5 separate regions of the Homo sapiens genome follow, and regions 1, 2, 4 and 5 are each linked to region 3. The links are chromatin loops, found by intact Hi-C in ENCODE. Cell type or tissue: PC-9. All regions are shown on one strand.

The links. Hi-C counts contacts between places; a loop is a spot of excess contacts. Peaks named below come from ENCODE experiments on the same cell type or tissue, not always from the same donor. Only the 100,000 strongest peaks of a DNase experiment are listed, where the experiment ranks them.
Region 1: it touches region 3 in a loop (9-fold over the local background); 88 of 110 quality-filtered maps call a loop at or near these places.
Region 2: a loop joins it to region 3, with 4 times the contacts of the local background. A loop is called at or near these places in 7 of 110 quality-filtered maps.
Region 4: a loop joins it to region 3, with 2.2 times the contacts of the local background. A loop is called at or near these places in 42 of 110 quality-filtered maps.
Region 5: it touches region 3 in a loop (3-fold over the local background); 15 of 110 quality-filtered maps call a loop at or near these places.

Annotation. Positions count from the first base shown.
Region 1 is chr2:55,013,333-55,017,332 of GRCh38, reverse strand. All of the region lies in intron 3 of RTN4 (reticulon 4), which reads left to right. It also overlaps the pseudogene RNU6-433P. Among named protein-coding and RNA genes, the nearest start is that of RTN4, 35 kb to the left of the region's middle. In PC-9, CTCF peaks have their summits at 1,976 and 2,177 (motif pointing left); DNase peaks (open chromatin) are centred at 1,612 and 2,172; H3K4me3 peaks cover 635 bases; H3K27ac peaks cover 3,207 bases.
Region 2 is chr2:54,977,691-54,981,690 of GRCh38, reverse strand. The region is part of intron 5 of RTN4 (reticulon 4); the gene reads left to right. Among named protein-coding and RNA genes, the nearest start is that of RTN4, 71 kb to the left of the region's middle. In PC-9, no CTCF peak of the experiment used is centred here; a DNase peak (open chromatin) is centred at 1,840; H3K27ac peaks cover 2,312 bases.
Region 3 is chr2:55,166,675-55,170,674 of GRCh38, reverse strand. No RefSeq gene overlaps it. Among named protein-coding and RNA genes, the nearest start is that of CLHC1, 64 kb to the left of the region's middle. In PC-9, CTCF peaks have their summits at 1,712 and 1,925 (motif pointing right); a DNase peak (open chromatin) is centred at 1,944.
Region 4 is chr2:55,107,957-55,111,956 of GRCh38, reverse strand. It overlaps a transcript of RTN4 not described here. Among named protein-coding and RNA genes, the nearest start is that of RTN4, 60 kb to the right of the region's middle. In PC-9, no CTCF peak of the experiment used is centred here; DNase peaks (open chromatin) are centred at 16, 2,216 and 2,506; H3K4me3 peaks cover 1,119 bases; H3K27ac peaks cover 4,000 bases.
Region 5 is chr2:55,091,240-55,095,239 of GRCh38, reverse strand. It overlaps a transcript of RTN4 not described here. Among named protein-coding and RNA genes, the nearest start is that of RTN4, 43 kb to the right of the region's middle. In PC-9, no CTCF peak of the experiment used is centred here; DNase peaks (open chromatin) are centred at 1,689 and 2,599; H3K4me3 peaks cover 2,229 bases; H3K27ac peaks cover 4,000 bases.

The DNA.
Region 1 (4,000 bases), 150 kb after region 3:
TCATGAATAAGAATTGTTTTGATATTCTTACGACTTAAAATATTTTTCTGAAAAAGTATATATAGCCTTTGAGTTTTTTTACTGAAGTACTGTAGATACTAAGAGTTGATATTTTGTTTAAAATATATTTTTATTGAGCAAATAATATTTGGAAAATTTTGATGTAAGTTGGACTTTATTATGATAAGTAGTTAATCTTAACTGGAAGGCTATCAGTAGATGTACAATGTAGCTAAATTAGAACCTGACTCTTGTTAATAAAGGAAACGATTATATTTACTTTTTAAAAAGTGACATTGTTAAATTAGTGAGGATTTATTTAGTGCTTACTGTGGGCCCAATACAGATTGAAAATAAATATGTACCATAAAAAAGAGATACCTGCTAAATATAATGTGGTTAAATAACTTAATTTTAGGCATTTTACAGACCTGAGTTCTAATTCTGACCCTTTCACTGATTTAGCTGTATGACCCTTGGCAAATGTTTTAATCTACTTGAGCTTCAATATTTTAGTAATAAGGATTTTTTCTAAGGACTTGATAACTATCAGTGAAGTTAGAGCAACAGTTTATGAAGCAGTCTGACATACAATACACGCTCATTGTACAAATTTGAAAAATGTAGAAAAGCATTGAGATGAAAAAAATTATAATCATATTACCCAGACATAATCAATGTTTAATATTTTAGAATATATTATTCTAGTCTACTTTCAATGCACATGTGTTTTGTTTTTGTTTTTGTTTGAGACATAGTCTCGCTCTGTCACTCAGGCTGGAGTAGCAGTGGCGGGATCTCCACTCACTGCAACCTCTGCCTCCTGGGTTCAAGCGATTCTCGTGCCTCAGCCTCCCGAGTAGCTGGGATTACAGGTGTGGGCCACCGTGCCTGGCTAATTTTTGTATTTTTAGTAGAGACAGGGTTTCACCATGTTGGCTAAGCTGGTCCAGAACTCCTGACCTTAAGTGATCTGCCCACCTTGGCCTCCCAAAGTGCTGGGATTAAAGGCATGAACCAGCGCACCTGGCCGCATATGTGTATTTTTAAGAATGTAATAGTGTTTTATGAAATTGGAATCATACTCTATATATTGTTTATAAGCTTTTAAAAACTTTAGTAATGTCTTATATAATGCAAACATTTCCATGTCTTTAAATATTTTGCTGCTGATTTTTTGTACTTAGTGTTCCTTAGTATGGGTATAGTTTAACCAGTCACTTTGCTATTGTTGGACCCTTAGATTGTTCCTTTGTTATTGATAAATAATGCTATTAACCTCTTTATATTTAAATATGTCTTACATATCCCTGAATTATTTTCCATAAATCAATTTGAAATAAAAACCTAGGTTAGTGGGTATGAGCATTTATAAGGGTTTGTATAAAAATTGGCCACCAGAAAAGTTGTACTAATTTTTACCCTTTTATCAGAAGAAGAAAACACCCATTTCTCTACTTTCACCAACAATTCATATTGCTTATTTTTTGATAGATAATATTTTTACATTATACAAAATGCAGAAAGTACAGTGACAGTCACACTTCTTCCTCTCTCTCTGTTGTCCAGCTGCCTAGTGCTGTTTCCTAGAGTTATCTACTATGACTCGTTCCTTAAATATTCTTCTGGACATTCTGTACTAGGTATTTTTTAAAAGCCCTTTACCAGTTTGATAGGTGCAAGTAGTACTTGCTTTTTTGATCTTTGATTATTAGTGAATGTGAACATGTTGGCAGTTTGTATTTCTTCTGTGATTTTTGCTTGTTCATACTCTTTGCCCATTTTTAAATGTAGGTGTTCATTTTTTTCCCTGATTTTATGAGAGTTCTTTACATATAAAGGATGTAAACTCTTGTGTTATAGTTTTCCCTCAGTTTTCTAAAAGATTTTTAGTTTACATTTCAGTGGACATTTTCAGTTTTCACAAAGGAAAATATATTTTTTATTTACTTATAGTTTTAATTTTACACTTAGTTCTGATCTATTTAAAATTGATTTTGGATTCCGATTAGGGATTATTTTGCCCCACGTATTTTTTTGGTGTTAGAGTTGTTTTCCTATTCCCATACTCTGATCTAGCTGCCTAGGGCCAGGCAGCAATCTTGTGGAAAAGCCAGAAAGTTAATGTTTGCCAGATTGCCTTCCATGAACTGGGCAATCAACTGTAGACTACGGGTGTTGGTGCCATCTAGTGTTGCAGATGGAAGATCAAGTCTGTGGAATGATCTATAATTGACTATGTGGAATAAATTCAGTTGGACAGAGAAATTTAGCGAGCTGTGAATATCGTTTTGCACTAACAGATGAGTTTAAAATTTTTATAAACAATTTTGAATATTGACATCTTGTACCAAATCAAACAAATGCTTTAATCATACTACTATAAACATTATGAAATGACCTTAAAGATTCCCCCCAAACCTGGATACTTAAATGAAGACATTAAAGTTTAAGAAGATCTGTTTAGGGCCTAGTGACTATTAATTCTTGAATTCAGAATTTAAAAATGCGTGCTTGAGGCCAGGTGCAGTGGCTCACGTCTGTAATCCCAGCACTTTGGGAGGCTAAGGCGGGCAGATCACGAGGTCAGGAGATCCAGACCATCCTGGCCAACATGGTGAATCCTCGTCTCTACTAAAAATACAAAAATTAGCTGGGCTTGGTGGCACGCACCTGTAGTCCCAGCCACTTGGGAGGCTAGGCAGGAGAATCACTTGAACCCGGGAGGTGGAGGTTGCAGTGAGCCAAGATCGTGCCACTGCATTCCAGCCTGGTGACAGAGCGAGACTCTGTCTCCAAAAAAAAAAAAATGCTTGCTTCAGCAGCACATACTAAAATTGGAATTATACAGAGAAGATTAGCATAGCCCCTGCACAAGAATGACGCATAGAATTTGTGAAGTGTTTCATATTTTTATATAAAAAATTTTTAAAAATGCTTTGGGTGTTTAAGAATATTTGTATGTTTTAGATTATAATGTAAGAAGTTAGCATATTAGTTTTCATAAATAGTGTCACTTTCAGTTTATGAATTTTAGTATTCATTTTTGGTACCTTATGTTAAATTTTTTATAGACTTTAAAATGCTCGTTGTTTTGCTATTTTAACTTGTACTGTCATTCATTTTCTAGACTAAAATCTTTTTCCAGTTCTTAAGATTTAATTCAGTAATGTTGAAGTGCTGTAATTTAGTCCATAGAGGGCATTATATTACAGCATATGGTAGGGTTTTAAAAATTAACTCCTTTCAGTATTGAAACATGTTAATTTCATACCTTTGTGTAGCTCAGAATAGTTAAATTTTGAAATAAGCTTAAAACTACTGTGTAGCTATAATTGTTTCTTATTTTTTAAAAAACATGCCTATTTTCTGTGGCTGGAAAGTATAAATTATTTTAGCTCTCAAGAGCAGTGTACATAAGCAGTCTCTAACTTTCAGAGTAGCATTTTCAATCCAAATGATTGCTGCTTTCCCACCCTCTTTCCCTTGCATCTCTAAATGTTGTAAAGAAAAACGAAGCAAAACAAAAACCTGAGTTTTTCCTGGGTGCAGAAGTAGAGGAAAGAAAGAAATGGAAAAGGAAGAATGTCTTAGAATAAGAGCTGGCTGGGGTGGACTTAACACCTTGCCTAGTGCTGCCTGTTCTAAAATCTAAAATATAACTTTCTACTGTCTGAAATCTTGCCAGTTAGATACCACCCCCCCTACACCCTCCCCCCCCCCCAAAAAAAAACCCACCAAAAAACATACACACAGTTTCTGAGGTCATAAAAGAGTTTCTTGTTTAGTAGGAATTGATTTATGCGTATTTCCTACTTAACAGGTAAGTGCATGAAGGAAACGAGGGTTTGGTCTGAGATGTGAGAAAAGAAACCGTGTAGGTAATTTTACAGCATATTACCCTTTAGAGCTTATCCCTTCATAAGATGCAAAGGAAAGACATTATGGATATGTATTTGGGCAAGTTTTCATCTTTGATTTTTTTGTCATGCTTGGGAGA
Region 2 (4,000 bases), 190 kb after region 3:
TACATAAGCAGCTGTTAAGAGTCTCACCTTGCAAATAAACTCTCCCAAAGTTCTGACTGACGAAACAGGCACTAAACCACAGTTGTGTAATTTAAGCCTGAAGCACTGGACCTGTAGTGCTTTTCTTTTTCATAGAACTTGTCATTTGTGTTGTATATGCTCTTTCCTGTGACTCTGCAGAAAACAGGCAGACTTGTTTCCAATCTAAGCCTGGGCAGAAATGTAGTGGTGGTAATTCTCATAATTTTTCATTTTTCATTTCCAAGAGAAATGTTCTAGTTTATATTTATCACACATGCCAAGGATATAGTAGTAATAAGGTGACTGGGCCTTTAGACTCAGAAAAACAATTTCTGAACTGGTCAGAATAGGTTTAAGTGCTTAAAGTGCTTTTTAAAAAAAAAAAACAAAAACATTTTAGCCTTTATAACCTAGTAGTTGATACGTTATTTTCAGCTGTTTGCGTCTCTGGGCTTACAGGTATGAGCCACTGCGCCCAGCCGCATCTCTTATTTTTATTTATGACTTGGAACTTAAGTTACTTCCTAATAACATCAAGGGTAAATAATGTAGTTTCCTTTTATTACTTACCTCTTTCGTATAGAGTGGTTGCATTTAGTGACTAAATCTGTAGTGGTGTTTTAAAATGATCTGATGTTAGTCTGTAAATAAAAAGATTACGGTTATGTTGTTTGGCATGCTTGGTTAATAAGTTTCAAAAGAGATCAACTAAAAATATTTTGGAGCAAATGAAATAGAACCTTGTACATACAGCCTAGAGGAAACCAGTTCCTATTCATGTATTATTACCTTCTATACGTAGCTGACTTCTAGGGTAGAACATGTGTGAAAAGTGATTGAGGAGGAGGTACTGATGCCGCTTAAGATGGATGGTTTGTGGGTAGGAATTGACTGAGAAGAAATACTGTCTGTAAGTAGTAATTCAGAGCTTCAAACAGCAAAGGACCATCTCTGAATTTAGTAGTCAAAGATTGGTGGGGGAGAGAGGTGACTTCAAAGAAAAGCCTGGTGAGCTTAGGGGAGAGGAGAGATGCTTGTTGTTTTTATAGATTCAATAAACACGGCAACAGAGATACACCAAAAGTCATCCTCGATGTTTGCACAGTATAGCAGTGAAGGCAGCTATATGTCTACAATTTAACATTTTTCTTGAGAGAAATGTCATTCTTGAATAAATCTATTTTTAAAATTGATCTGGGAATGATTCATTATGCTCTAGTTTTCTGAGTTTGAGTATAAAGTTTCCACTTGTCTTTAATCAAAAGAAAACTTATTTATTCTTTCAGAGAAAATTTTCATCCATACACAGTCCATTGTGTAGATACGGGGCAAGAGGAGAGAGAAAATGTTAGAAAGGGGCTGATGAGATCTTAAGAAACATTTTAAATCTCTGTTTTGCACACGTATTTGAGAATCGAATATGAGGACTTTTTAAAAAAAGTTTTGAGAAATAATTTCTTTGTTAAATCTTATATTTTAATTTCTTTTGAAAACTACATTTTTTTGTAAAAGCAATTATGTTATTCATGAGGAAGCTAGCATAAATGAGAGAAATCGAACTTGATAAGTTCTTGCATTGAGTGACTGCTAATTTGAAAGTAACAGAAAGTAACACATGATGAGACAGATTTCCTTTCTGGAACACTTGTTGTTTCTTAGTATTGAAAAAAAGGACTTTCATTAAAATTATAATTTATCCTTAAGGATTAGCAATCCTTTTAAAAAGAGAAGAGAAGAAAAACGTACTTGATTGGTTTCCCTGAGTTGTGTTTTTGGCAAGCCCAGAGCTCAAGGAAACCTGCTTGGTGACTTCCCCAGCTGGCAATTCATTTAGGACTGCAAATAAGTAACAGTTGCCTCATCATGTTAGCACTTAAAGTGAACCTGGCATTTAGATCTCAAAATCTAGAGGCAAATGAATAAGGCAGGGAATCTGTCCTTTTCTCCCCATGAAAGGTAAAGCCCTTGGTAATTCAGGTGCACACTCTGATAATGTACATGAAAGGTCTTCCTTGATAAACGATAAACCTTGTGATTTTGCCACACAAGAATTTAGCTAAACCCTTTCCTAATGTCATTGTATATGAGTAGTACAGATTCCATGTGTTTGTTTCCATTGAATATACAGAAATACTGAATACTTCCTTAAAACAGCTTTTATTGAAAAAAGGAAGCTGATAAAAATCACTTTGCTTTTTTATAAAAACGCTTGATAGGATTACCTTTCTAGAGAGACTTCTGTGTATGGCCACACTTATCCACCACAGTTTTTGTTTATATAGAGAGCATTTTAAAAAGAAGAAGGTTTTCCTGGCCATGCACAGTAGCTCACGCCTGTAATCCCAGCACTTTGGGAGGCCAAGGCGGAAGGATTGCTTGAGGCCAGGAGTTTGAGACCAGCCTAGGCAACATTGTGAGACTGTTTCTATAAAAAAAAAAAAACTGAAAAATCAGCCAGCCATGGTCGCCCATGCCTGTAGTCCCAGCTACTTGGGAGGCTGAGGCAAGAGGATTCTTGAGCCCAGGAGGTGGAGGATGCAGTGAGCCATAATCATACCACTGCATTCCAGCCACGGCAACAGAGTGAGACCCTGTCTGTTTAAAAAAAAAAAAAAAATTATTAAAATCTTAATCTTAAGTTCCTTAATAGTGGACTGTATTACTTTTTGCCTTTTAGCCACAAAAACTGGTAGGGAAAGTTATATTCTGTCACCCTAAAGCAAGCAAAAAATGTTTTTCCAATTCCCATTCTTTTTTTACTTTTTCAACATAAGGAAAAATGTATTTACCTTGTTTAAACGGATTTATTTTAATGCCTTACAGTCAGATTTTAAATTTATGGGAAGTTTGCTAATAGCTCCAGTCTCTCCAGTTGAGATGAATGTTTTTTCTTATTTAAATAACAATGAGTTTTTTAAAATTTATAGGAAGTAGCTTTTTATTGGAATTACATTGATTTTATATGATTCATAGCTAGGAAAATGGAAACCATCTTAATTTCAGGAAAATGTAGTAGAAATTACTCTCATTTCTAAATTTTTGTCATTTAGAAAAGACATTTTTATCAAGCTCTGTGTTTACAAAATAATAGTTTTTAAACAACAATTTGAAAGAAGTATCTCTATAACTCATTGTCTTCATAAATGCAAAATCTGTTGTGTGCCCTCAAATTTATATCTACATTTTTAGATTCTGGGTCACAATTATCACTAGCTCTTTTTTTTTTTTTTTTTTTTTTGGAGATAGAGTCTCGCTGTGTCACCCAGGCTGGAGGGCGGTGGTGCGATCTTAGGCTCACTGCAACCTTTGCCTTCCAGGTTCAAGTGATTCTCCTGCTTCAGCCTCCCAAGTAGCTGGGACTACAGGTGTCCGCCACCACGCCCAGCTAATTTTTGTATTTTTAGAAGAGATGGGGTTTTGCCAAGTTGGCCAGACTGGTCTCGAACTCCTGACCTCAGGTGATCTGCCTGCCTTGGCCTCCCAGAGTGCTGGGATTACAGGTGTGAGCCACCATGCCCAGCCTACAATTATGACTATTTCCATGTGAAACCATCTTCCTCAGAAATTGAAATTTTAGAGCCGCTCTTGCTAGCATGTGAAACCTTTTCCTTGCTTATTGCCTTTTGGCGGGGGCAGTGAAGGAGGAGCCTGGCCTTTCAAAATGTGATCAAAAAAATAACCAAACTCCAGGGCTCATTAGTCCTTTTATAAACACCGGTGTGAAATGATGGGTATCCGTGTGCCTGGTCCAAGTTTCCTGGTGGTTGACTTGGGCGAATAAAAATAAGACATGTTCTGCAGAGTTCTCCTTTTAAATTCTTGTGTAATATTCCGTTTGTTTTGCTCCTTTGCAATTAACTACAAACTTCTAAGTCCTAGAAAAGATTTCAAGTATTTATAGAGTGAGCAACGATCATTTTCCTAGTCAAATAGTATGGCAAAAATCACTGTTTTAAAAAGTTGTGGCATTAAACTATAA
Region 3 (4,000 bases):
CTTCCTCTGTCACTCAGGCTGGAGGGCAGTGGTGCGATCTTGGCTCACTGCAACCTCCACCTTCTGGGTTCAAGTGATTATCCTGCCTCAGCCTCCCAAGTAGCTGAGATTACAGGCGCCCCCCACCACGCCTGGCTAATTTTTGTATTTTTAGTAGAGATGGGGTTTCACCATGTTGGCCAGACTGGTCTCAAACTCCTGACCTCAGGTGATCTGCCCGCCTTGGCCTCCCAAAGTGCTGGGATTACAGGCGTGAGCCACCATGTCCAGCCTGCTCACACACTTTGGTAATGTACATTTTGGAAGCAGCCCCCAGCAGTGGGACTGAATTGTCAAAAGATTTTTGCCAAATTGCTTAAAGAGTTAGGCGTTTATGAATTAATGATGATGAGTTTTGATTGCAGGCCCTGACCAACCCAAAGAGCAAACAGTTTGAAAAGTCAGCTTGAAAAGTCTGCAGGCTGTTTTTGGCCAGCCTCCTTGAGGTGAGTACTTAATGTTGATCAGCTTCTGAACACAACATCCAGAAACAGGTTTGTGCTGCTACTAGGATCAATAATGAGAATGCGAAAAACATTGGCAGAGAGATTCCAGTGGCCTTCCAGATTGCAGTGCAGAGAGCCTGCTTGCCAAGAAACCAAACATAGGTATTAATCTTGGCATCCGAGAATGTGACTCTCCCTGTTTTCTTGAGGGTGCAGGGACAGGGAGAATAATTGCCAAGGCTATTCCTTCTATTCCTTTGCCCAGGTTGGTCCCCTAGAGATGGAAAAAAGTCCTTTATGCTATTTGTGTGTATAAACAGTCTCCAAGTTTCTTCTACCCTCTGGGTATGCTTTTTCAGGTGTCAAATGAACATGATAATATTTTCTAAGAGATGATTTTCATGCTGACTCTTTCCCTAAGGAACAAGAGGTCTTGAAGAGCTCATAACACCAGTAGCAGATACCAGAAAAAGGTGCATATCTTAAACCCAAGTGACACATAAATTAGACATCAATAAGATTACAGCTACTCTCATTCTGTGATTTGTAATCCATGAAAAATTGCTTATAAAATGAATGTTTTCTAAATGAAACAGGACTGAAATGGTTATTTTGAAGAAATTTTCCTGGGAATGCTCTGTGAGATGAATCACCAACTCCTAATTTATCTGCCTGGTAAATGTTAGGTTTGCCTAATGCAAAGTGTCCCATTGATAGGGATAATAGCAGGCACCACAAACACTTGTTGAAATCATCTTTGCTTAAATGCTAAATAGAGCATCGAAACTAGTTTGAGGCTTCACATTAAGAAAACTGTTACTAATTTTGAGCATGTATAGATCGTGAAGATGTAGAAAGAAAAGTTGAAGGAATGGGGTTATTCAATTTGGGAAGAAAAAAACAAACATATAATCACAGTTCTGCCTTTGAGTGTCCAAAAGCCCTCACCTTAAGGATACAACAAACTCTAAGCCACATGAGCCATAGAACTAAATAATAAACCATTTTTATTTGAGACAGAATAATTTGCTGATGGTGGAGATTGTGAAGGCTGGTATTGGGTCAATAAAGAAAGTTGTAGAAGGAGCTACTCTGAAAGCCTTAAAAAATAAACTAGTTGCTCTCTTCTGTTTGATATAATTATGGTAGTTTCTGGGTTTTAGAGGAGTCCTAAAGAAAATTCTTGAGATGATCTTTTTTGGAGAAGCCCTGTGCAACACTCAAAATTACTTAATCCAACAACCATTTCCTGATTAGCTACTAAGAGAGGAATAAGACATCCTATGTATCTCATGGGTACTTGCAATCTAGAAGTAAAGTTATATACAAACAATTGTAATACAACATGGTAAGAGTTAAAATGGAAACATAACAGAACAATGACCTTTCTTGGTTAGGATTTACTAGAATATGTGCCAGTTTGACTCAGTAGATGGCGGCAGAGATGCCAGCAAGACCTTCAGTGATTGGAATTGTTTTTATGGGGAAGAAGTGAGGCTGGTCCTATTGTTTCTAGTCGTATTTTTCAATATAGTCATATTTTCTGGTTGGAAAGCTTGAGCAGCTCAAGGACCATTCTTGGAGGATTTGTATTCTTAAGAAGATGGCCCTTTAAGGAAAATTTACTCTATATGAAAATATGTAAACATCCAAGCACTTTTTCATATTTAGCTTTTCAGTGAAATAGGGATGAGGGTGGGGTGAGTGGGGTGAGTCCAGGCCTGGAGAGAGGACTTTGTTTTCTAAACATAGCATTTATTTTCGAGGCACTTCAAAGGATGTATTGTAGTAGGATCCTGCTCTTTATGCAGCAATCCTACACTGTTAGACGCTTGACCAGGCCCCTCGTGGCTTGGCTGACTTTTCTGTTTGTGCTGCTTTGGGCTGAAGCACAGGCTAGTTGAAGAGTTGTTGCTGATGCCGTAACTGTAGCTTTGAAACCTTTTGGCATGCTCAGTGTATTCTTCAGGAAACTAAGAAATGTAGACTTAGAAATAACCCAAGCCAGACAACTTGTTGCCAGATTGTGGGGAGTGTATTCTCCCAAAATCATTGAGATGGTTTCAGAACTAACTGAAGAGAGTGCCTGGTTATTCTGCTTGCACAGTCTTCAAGCCTTGATTCAAAGTGGGGCAATGAGATTAGTGCAGAGGTGAAGGCAAGAGGCGTCTGTGTGTGCCTCCGGAGAGACCCTAGCCTAGGAAGCAATTCTGAGACTTTGTTATTTTCTGACCAGAACTGCCAGCTCACGGATCTCCACATACCACTTAGCTTTTGAAGGGAGCCTATGAGCCAAGGTTAAGTCTTCTTTCACCCCACAGTTGGGGTTTTATTTGTTGTCTTTGTTCCTCAGCTCTGTCTCCATCAAAAACAAGATAATGAGCTTGTTGGTCAAGCAGCTTGTAATTTTCCCAGGTCAGCTGAGTGTCTAGAGGAGGAGAAACAAGGCCTGATGATTCCTGAGTAGGTGAATACATTTAGGAGGACAGAGAATTATTTGTAAGTCAGGGTTTCTCAACCTCAGCACTACTGACAGTTTGGACGGGATAATTCTTTGTTATGTGAGGTTGTCCTGTGGCCTTGTGGATGCAGGACACTAGATGCCAGTAATCACCCTCCCCAACCCCAGCTCCCCTGGCTATCAGAAATTGTGTTAGGCCACGCCCAGTGGTTTGGCGCCACTAGTGTGAGTTTTCCTCATGAGTATAAAAACTCTACCACTCCACAGTTAAATGTCATAGTTACTGGGTGGATCTTCTGTAAACAGGGTCAGAGATAGTAAAGTAAGGGCCTGGACCTCCCTTATTTCTTTCTCCAACATAAATCACTACTTATCATTGCAGATCCAGAAAGCATCTTTTTTTTTTTTTTTTTTTTTTTTGAGATGGAGTCTCACTCTGTCACCAGGCTGGAGTGCAGTGGCGCCATCTGGGCTCACACAACCTCCGACTCCCTGGTTCAAGCGATTCTCCTGCCTCAGCCTCTTGAGTAGCTGGAATTACAGGCACGTGCCACCGCACCCTGCTAATTTTTGTATTTTTAGTAAAGGTGGGGTTTCACCATGTTGGCCAGGATGGTCTCAATCTCCTGACCTCATGATCCACCCGCCTCGGCCTCCCAAAGTGCTGGGATTACAGGAGTGAGCCACTGCACCCGGCCAAGAAAACATCTTGAGCTATGTACATGGAAACAAACAAACAAAACAAAACAGGCCTTATCTCACTTTCAACTCAGAAATCTCAGTATCTCAGGGATTCTTGGTAAGACAGAAGTAACTGATGTGCTCAGATTTCTCTTGTAGGCAGAAGGCTATCACCTTCAAGCATGAGCTGCCTGCCTTCTGAACTCGCAGACCGCCTCTTCCGTTCTCTGGGGGCACATTGGCTTCCGTGTTCCTAGGTTTAACCTTTCTTCTTCCCTTGATCCCTTTGTATCTTCAGTTAGGAGCCCAGGCTGTGGAAATGCTTGCCTGGAAGGGTGGGAACCAAAGTGCCCTCAGTGGCTTTAGAATGTGA
Region 4 (4,000 bases), 59 kb after region 3:
GCAGTTTTGAGAGCAGTGCGTGCCCACAGAGGCGGATTTCAACACGCTGAGTCATACTGCAGGGTCTGCCGGCAGAGCTGGTCACAAGGCAGGAGGCAGGCAGCATTCGGGAAGATGGATAGACATGGGGTGAGGTAGATTTTTTAAGGACATTTCAGTGAATATCTGTTCAATGTGTCTGGATAAAGGAAGGGTGGACATTAACGTTTTTTCAACACTTACTCTGTACATGGCCCCTACAGTTGGGCTTCGATTTCGTTGAATTTCCTCCAAACTAGCCAGTGGAGACCCCTCCTCCTAAACAGCCCCAAACACCCTCCTGAGTGGGTCCTTAGGAGAGGTCTGTGACTCCCAGCAGAGGGTGGGAGGTGCTGTGGAAGGCAAAGCCACTTTCGTGGGCCTGGATTGGGGAACAATCCTCCCTCTGCTCCCACAAACACTAGCTAGGTGGATTTATGCGAACAGGAGTGAGGAACATTTATTTCTGTCTGAGGTTGAGTAAGGTGTCACAAAAGGCAGTGACTTTATTTATTATCTCACTATGGGATGAGAATCTGCTTTCCACAGTTGCTATGGATATTTCGTTGTTTCTGTTGATACCACCATCTATTTGGGCCTAAGATTTGAGGGTGCCTCTGAAAAAGGTTTCTTTGTTATCTCTGTGCTTGCTCTGTTTTTAAAATCTCGGAAGAGTGAGGTTAAAGTGAATTTTTTTTTTTCATGCAAGTATTCCAGTGATCCCTCAAGAATTATTGGAAAATAAAAAGCAACTTTGCAGCTAGCAAATTTCCCAAGGTTAGCAAGCAAGCAAGTAAAAATAAAGACAATTTGTTTTTATTTTGTTTTTATTCTTTTCTTTTTTTCAGACCTTATCCCCCATGCGGAGATACATTATTATTATTATTATTGTTATTTTGAGACACAGTCTTACTCAGTTGCCCCGGCTGGAGTACCGTGGTACGATCTCGGCTCACTGCAACCTCCACCTCCTGGGTTCAAGCAATTCTCCTGCCTCAGCTTCCCAAGTAGCTGGGATTACAGGCATGTGCCACCACGCCCAGCTAATTTTTGTATTTTTAGTAGAGACAGGGTTTTGCCATGTTGACCAGGCTGGTCTTGAACTCCCGATCTCAGGCGACCTGCCTGCCTTGGCCTCCCAAAGTGCTGGGATTATAGGCATGAGCTACCGTGCCTGGCCTGGCGTAGATATATTTTTAATCTGTATTTTTCCTGATTTGAGGTTGGCTTTCTATTTTATTTCTGGAGTAAACACCCTTGACATTTATTTAAAGAATGAGACAGTTTTTTTTAAAGGATCCAAATGGACGTATATGCGCCCTCAGATAGATTGACATTGGTCTGCATTATTGATAAGTAACCAGGAAATGCTGTTTGGGAACATTTGTTTTCTTCATCAGCAAGAATTTTTTGAGCCTTTATTGGCTGTGATATGTCATAGGGTATTCCTGATTGTTCTGTTTGTTTTGATATTATTGTAACCTTGGGCAAATATCTACCATTCTAAGGAAATGGAAGGTGAGAAGGGGTACTCAGGGGCCATTTGGGCTATGCCTCTGCTTCTTTTACAGCTGCTTTCTATTGATGAGAGGCACGAGATTCCAGAATTTTTTTTTTTTTTTTTTTTTGAGACAGGGTCTCCCTCTGTCACCTAGGCTGGAATGCAGTGGCAGAAACTCGGCTCACTGCAACCTCTGCCTCCCAGGCTCAAGCAATCCTCCCACCTCAGCCTCACACGTAGCTGGGACTACAGACATAGGCCACCATACCTGGCTAATTTTTGTATTTTTTGGGTAGAGATGGGGTTTCACCATGTTGCCCAGGCTGGTCTCGAACTCCTGGGCTCAAGCTATCCACCAGTCTCGACTTCCCACAATGCTGGGATTATAGGTGTGAACCACCACGCCCAGCCCTGAGATTCCAGAATTTCTTTTGTTCCTTTCACTATTTATCATCCTTCCCTTATTTTTCTTACCACTTCTGAATATAAATTCAATGTCCACTCTTTTTTGGAAGAGAGAAACAGTTTTCTCCCCAGGGAATAAATAATATCCCTCTACAAGGCTAAGATTGTTTTAGGGTGCTCCCTCAGACTCCTCTTTTCTTGGCTGAGTGATTCCCTTTTTCAAATATTTAGGGCATATTTACTCTCTGCCTGGAGCTCCTGTTTGCCAAAGGGCACTCGGGTCAACATATGCTCTGAGTCACTAGCCATCTGCTCCTTTTTCTTGGACAAACCCCTAACATGGAACATATACAGTAACACCCCCTTGCTCCAGAGCATCAACAAAGTAAACACCCTGCTCCAGTGCTTCCTTTTCTAAAAGGTGTTTTAGCAGAATCAGGGAATTGGGGCATAGCAAGTGAGTATCAGTAACAAATATTTTCAGAGGACAGAAATTCCAGAGATAAATGTCCTTGTCAAAGCTGAGTTACCCTTTTTTCTATTCAAGGCCTACCTAGCTACGTGATACTGTACCTGTTGGTTTTTCTATAGAGTGGAAGGAGTATGAGGTATTTGCTTTTGTAAGCACAGTTAATACCAGAAGTGATCAGCAGAGAAGCAGCTGCATTTGAGTCACCCTGAGCAATTTATTATCAGCATTGACATTTCTTTAACTTTGCATCTATTAATTATTGAAGGGCTCAGGCTGTTCAGTGACTTTGTCCCATGCAGGCATCCACTTGCTGGGTTCTAAAAATTATGGCTGTGCTCTTAAACCTTTAGTGCATTTTTATTTTTAAAGGAATTTAGCACTCTTCTAATATATAACTGTTTTTTTCATTTCAGTATTTCAGGAACTTAAAATTTATCAATCTTTTAACAGCTGTGGCTGAAACGTTTCAAAAGTGTGTGTGTTTAAAGGTTCGATGTATCGATTTAAAACAATCCCACTTCTCATAATTTAGAAATTGTACTTGGAGACGTGTCCAGCTGAGCCTGCTGTCACTTGGAAACGCTGCAGACCTGAAAAAGCTGCTGGCCTTGATCTTCTCTTTGCACAGAGTTTCCTTAGGGATGTGTTTAGCACAGAGCTCCTGGAATTATTCTGTGAGGAATATGGCTGTGAAGAGCTCCTGTAGATTCTTAGTCTTACTATTTTTTGGGATTTTAGTCATAGAAATTGGCCTATGATTAGGCTGGTGCAAAAGTAATTGCGGTTTTTGCCATTAATGTTTTTAATTAAAAGTAAAGGCAAAAACCGCAATTACTTTTGTGCCAACCTAAATATTTATTTCTTTATGGGAATCAAAGTAATAAGAGAGGAGAGGTGGGTAAGGATAGGGGCATGGCCCTGTGGCTTCTTATTTCCAAATCCAGTGTAATCTGCTTTTATTACCCCTCTTCCCCCATCCCTCCACTAGAGCTGCTCTTACTGGTTCTTCTCAAAATTCTGTAAGAAAAACAAACCCTATTCAGTATGGCTAGCAAGGGATTCTGAACCTACTAAACCCTCAGTTCTCAATATTATCATTCACCCTGAGTGGAATTCCAGGCCCATCCCCGATGCTGGAGCCCCTTCACCCTTCTCCCTCTCCTGCCTGGCAAGAGATGAGCACTCAAGTAACTAAATGCTCTCTAGCTTAGAATTTGGGGATTACTACTGAAATGGGCAATTTTTAAAAAAATGCTTAATCACATTTCCCTATAGCTGTCCATATATCTATATACATAAAGAACTGGGCTGGGTGGGTTGGCTCACGCCTGTAATCACAGCACTTTGGGAGGCCGAGGCAGGTGGATCACCTGAAGTCAGGGGTTCGAGACCAGCCTGGCCAACATGGGAAAACCCCATGTCTACTAAAAACACAAAAATTAGCTGGGAATTGTGGCATCGCCTGTAATCCCAGCTAGTTGAGAGGCTGAGGCAGGAGAATCACTTGAACCCAGGAGGCAGAGGTTGCAGTGAGCTGAGATGTGCCACTGCACTCCAGCCTGGGCTATATACAGAGCAAGACTCCATCTCAAAAAAAAAAAGGA
Region 5 (4,000 bases), 75 kb after region 3:
CGATTCTCCTGCCTCAGCCTCCCAAGTAGCCAGGATTACAGGCACATGCCTCTACTGCCCAGCTGATTTTTGTATTTTAAGTACAGACGGGGTTTCACCATTTTGGCCAGGCTGATCTCGAACTCCTGAAGTCAGGTGATCCACCTGCCTCGGCCTTCCAAGTGCTGCGATTACAGGTGTGAGCCACCGCGCCCAGCCTTATTATGGTATTTGGATATTGCATGTTGTGTGGATGGAGTATGGCGATAATACGGGAAATACAAGAGGAGGACTTGTGTGGAGTAGGAGGTCACTCGGAAACCATGGTTATTTCATTGGTATTCAAAATCTGAAGTTTCTTATATGAATTTCTTGCTGTGCATCTCTTGCTTTCACTTTTGGGTATTAACACTCAAGCCTGTCTCAAGTCCACTTCATTCTTTGCTTGACCTAACTCAGGGGTAACTGTCAGTCTTACATAGACCTGATGTTAGCACCATGGTTCCTTGTGCCTCAAACGTTTTCCACCAGATTGTCTCCTAGTCAGCTCTTCCTTGTCATTCATCTCAAATGTCCCCTGCCCAGAAAGCCTCCTTTGATGACCTGATCTAAAGTAGCCCCTCCCCAGTCACTCCACATAGCATGGCTCTGTTGTGTTTTGTTCATGGCTCTTATCACTATCTAATATTTACTTGTCTGTTTACTTGTTTATGGTATGTGGCGTATTTTCCCACTCAAACTGAAGTCCCATGAAAGCAGAAGCTCACCTGATTGGTCACTGCTCTATACTTCACTGCGCAACAGTACCCAGAGTGCTAGTGATGCTCAGGAATTATCTGCTTAATTAATTCATGTAAAACACTCTCTTTGTCAGCTTGGCGACTGTCACAAAATAGCACAGCCTGGGTGACTTCAACAACAAACATGTATTTCCTACAGTTCTGGAGGCTGAAAAGCCCAAAATGCAGGTGCTGATGGATTCCTGGTGAGGGCTTTCTTCCTGGCTTGCAGACAGCTGCCTTCTCACTGTGTCCTCATGTGGTGGAGAGAGAGAGATCTCTCCTTAGAAGGCACTAATCCCATCATGGGGACTCTACTCTCAGGGCCTCATCTAAATCTAATTACCCCCCAAAGGCTCCACATCCTAATACCATCACACTGAGGGTGCAGCTTTAACATATGAATCTTGGGGGAACATGATTCAGTCCATAACAAACACCATTATGGCTCCATCCGCTCTGCCACCCAGATACATTAGTGTAGGATATTAGTGATCGTAAGAAAATTGTGACTCTTTCATGCTATTTCCATGTCCCTCTCATATTCCATTTATAAATAGAATAAAAGCAAGAAAATTCTCTTCCTTATAATTCCTTTCCCAATTCTATTTCCCTTAGAAAAAGCAAACCATTCAAGTAACAGAAGCATAGCTAAATGAAATGCATTATATCCTTGCCAGACCTTAACAGGGAGTTAGTTAAGGGGCCCTCAGACTGCCTTCCTCTGGCTGTAATCAGAGGAGGAAACAATTGAGACATTTACCCTTTTTCCTCTTACCAATTTCTCTTCTCCTTTTCTCCTTCATCTCTGACTCTTTCCTAATCCCCCCTGGCCTCGTGGAGGGAGAGGTGTTGGTACCCTTGTACTCTCCAGATCTCAGGAAAGATGCAGATAATGACTCAGGGCTTCCTCCGGAAGAAGCATCACCTCTAAGCTATGCTGCGGAATCACTTAGAGGTTATGAGTGCAAGAACTTCCCTCAGCATAATAAACACCTTTCTGGCGTAACAGGAGAATGAAGAATACTTTCTTTGGGCCCAGGGACATTATTGCTTAATTTATTCTATATATATATAAAATAAATTAAATATATATAGAATAAATTATTTAAGTATAAAATACACACATATGTTTATGTGTTTGTAAATAAAACAACATACAGGTATACATGCATTTAGCCATTTAGAGTTCAACAGCATTTCAGTTGTATTTTTTAGCATTTCAACCACAAAAACTGTTGAACTAGGCACTTACAGGTATTACTAAGAGCAAATACAAATTCTATATTAATGTGTATGACATTTCTTCATTAAAGAGCTGTCACTATAATTGGCTGGCCCACGAATGTGCATCATAAGCTATCAAAACACAGACATTTTCAAGCAGCTCTTAGAACAATGCAAGGCTCTTATCTTCTGATATTTTACACACGTACACACACACATAGACACACACACAATGGTTATTTTTATTAGTGGTCAGAACTCAGTAAGCAACACTGAATAGATAAGTGAAAAAGTGAATTTTTAAAATCAAACAAAAAAGTTTTACCCATTGGGAAAATGTCTGTGAAGAAGAAGAAAATGCGAAGGGGCAAAACTGGCTACTTTGAAAGAATAAAACTTCACCCCATGTGAATTTTCCTGGGGCCGCTTCTAGCTCTAGTGTGAGGCCTCTGCTTTCTCCAGGGGAGCCCCCAAACTGAAATTGGAAAAGGGCATCTACATATATATGTGGTCAGTTTTACCTGGCTTACAGGAAGGAGTTAAATGACAAAACTCTAATGAGTGAGGCTTTTACCAGGTGCCACAATTGGGTGTGGCCTCTGACAGAGGGCAAGCAGGAAACAAGTGAAACTCAGGTATACTCATTCCACAAGTTTGTGTTGAGCACTTTTTTCTGCCAGGTAGTGTTCTAGGAGCTGGAGATAAAAAATCTCTTCCTTCGGGCCGGGCACGGTGGCTCACGCCTGTAATCCCAGCACTTTAGGAGGCCGAGGTGGGCAGATCACCTGAGGTTGGGAGTTTGAGACCAGGCTGACAACATGGAGAAACCCTGTCTCTACTAAAAATACAAAATTAGCCAGGGGTGGTGGTGAATGCCTGTAATCCCAGCTACTAGGGAGGCTGAGGCAGGAGAATTGCTTGAACCCAGGAGGTGGAGGTTACGGTGAGCTGAGATCATGCCATTACACTCCAGCCTGGGCAACAAGAGGGAAACTCCAACTCGAAAAAAAAAAAAAGAAAAGAAAAAAAAATCTCTCCCTTCATTGAGCTTCCTTTTTTTTTTTTAAGTCATGGTCTCACTCTGTCACCCAGGCTGGAGTGCAGTGGTGCCATCTCAGCTCACTGCAGCCTCAAACTCCTGGACTCAAGCAATCTTCCCACCTCAACCTCCCAGGTAGCTGAGACTACAGGCATGTGCCACCAAGCCTGGCATGGTTTGGCTGTGTCCCCACCCAAATCTCAACTTGAATTGTGTCTCCCAGAATTCCCACATGTTGTGGGAGGGACCCAGGGGGAGGTAATTGAATCATGGGGGCCAGTCTTGCCTGTGCTGTTCTCGTGATAGTGAGTAAGTCTCACGAGAGCTGATGGATTTATCAGGGGTTTCCGCTTTTGCATCTTTTTTATTTTTCTCTTGCCGCTGCCATGTAAGAAATGCCTTTTACCTCCTGCCATGATTCTGAGGCCTCCCCAGCCATGTGGAACTGTAAGTCCAACTAAACCTCTTTTTCTTCCTAGTTTTGGGTATGTCTTTATCAGCAGCATGAAAACAGACTAATACACTGGCTAATTAAAAAAAGTTTTCTTTTTGGAGAGACAGTATCCTGCTATATTGCCCAGGCAGGTCCCAAACTCCTGGGCTCAAGCAATCCTCCTGCCTCGGCCTCCCACAGTACTGGGATTCTAGGTACAAGCTACTGCAGCTGGCCTGAGCTTACATTCTAATGAGGACAGGAAGATGAAAAATTTGTAATCAAGCAACAAGTAAGTGTTACAGGAAAATAAGATAAAGGGTAGAGAGTGAGCAGGGGCTAGAAGTTTAGGGATTGGGGCAGACAGGTGAAAATTTAAGGGAAAAGCATTCCAGGCAGAAAAATAGCATGTACGGAGGCTCTGAGGCAAGAAGCTTTATGTGTATGTGGGAAGAAAGGGCCCAGTGTGGATGACACCCTATGAATGGAGGAAGAAAGAGGTCAGAGTGGTAAACACGGCCCAATCACGTGGGGCCCCCTAGG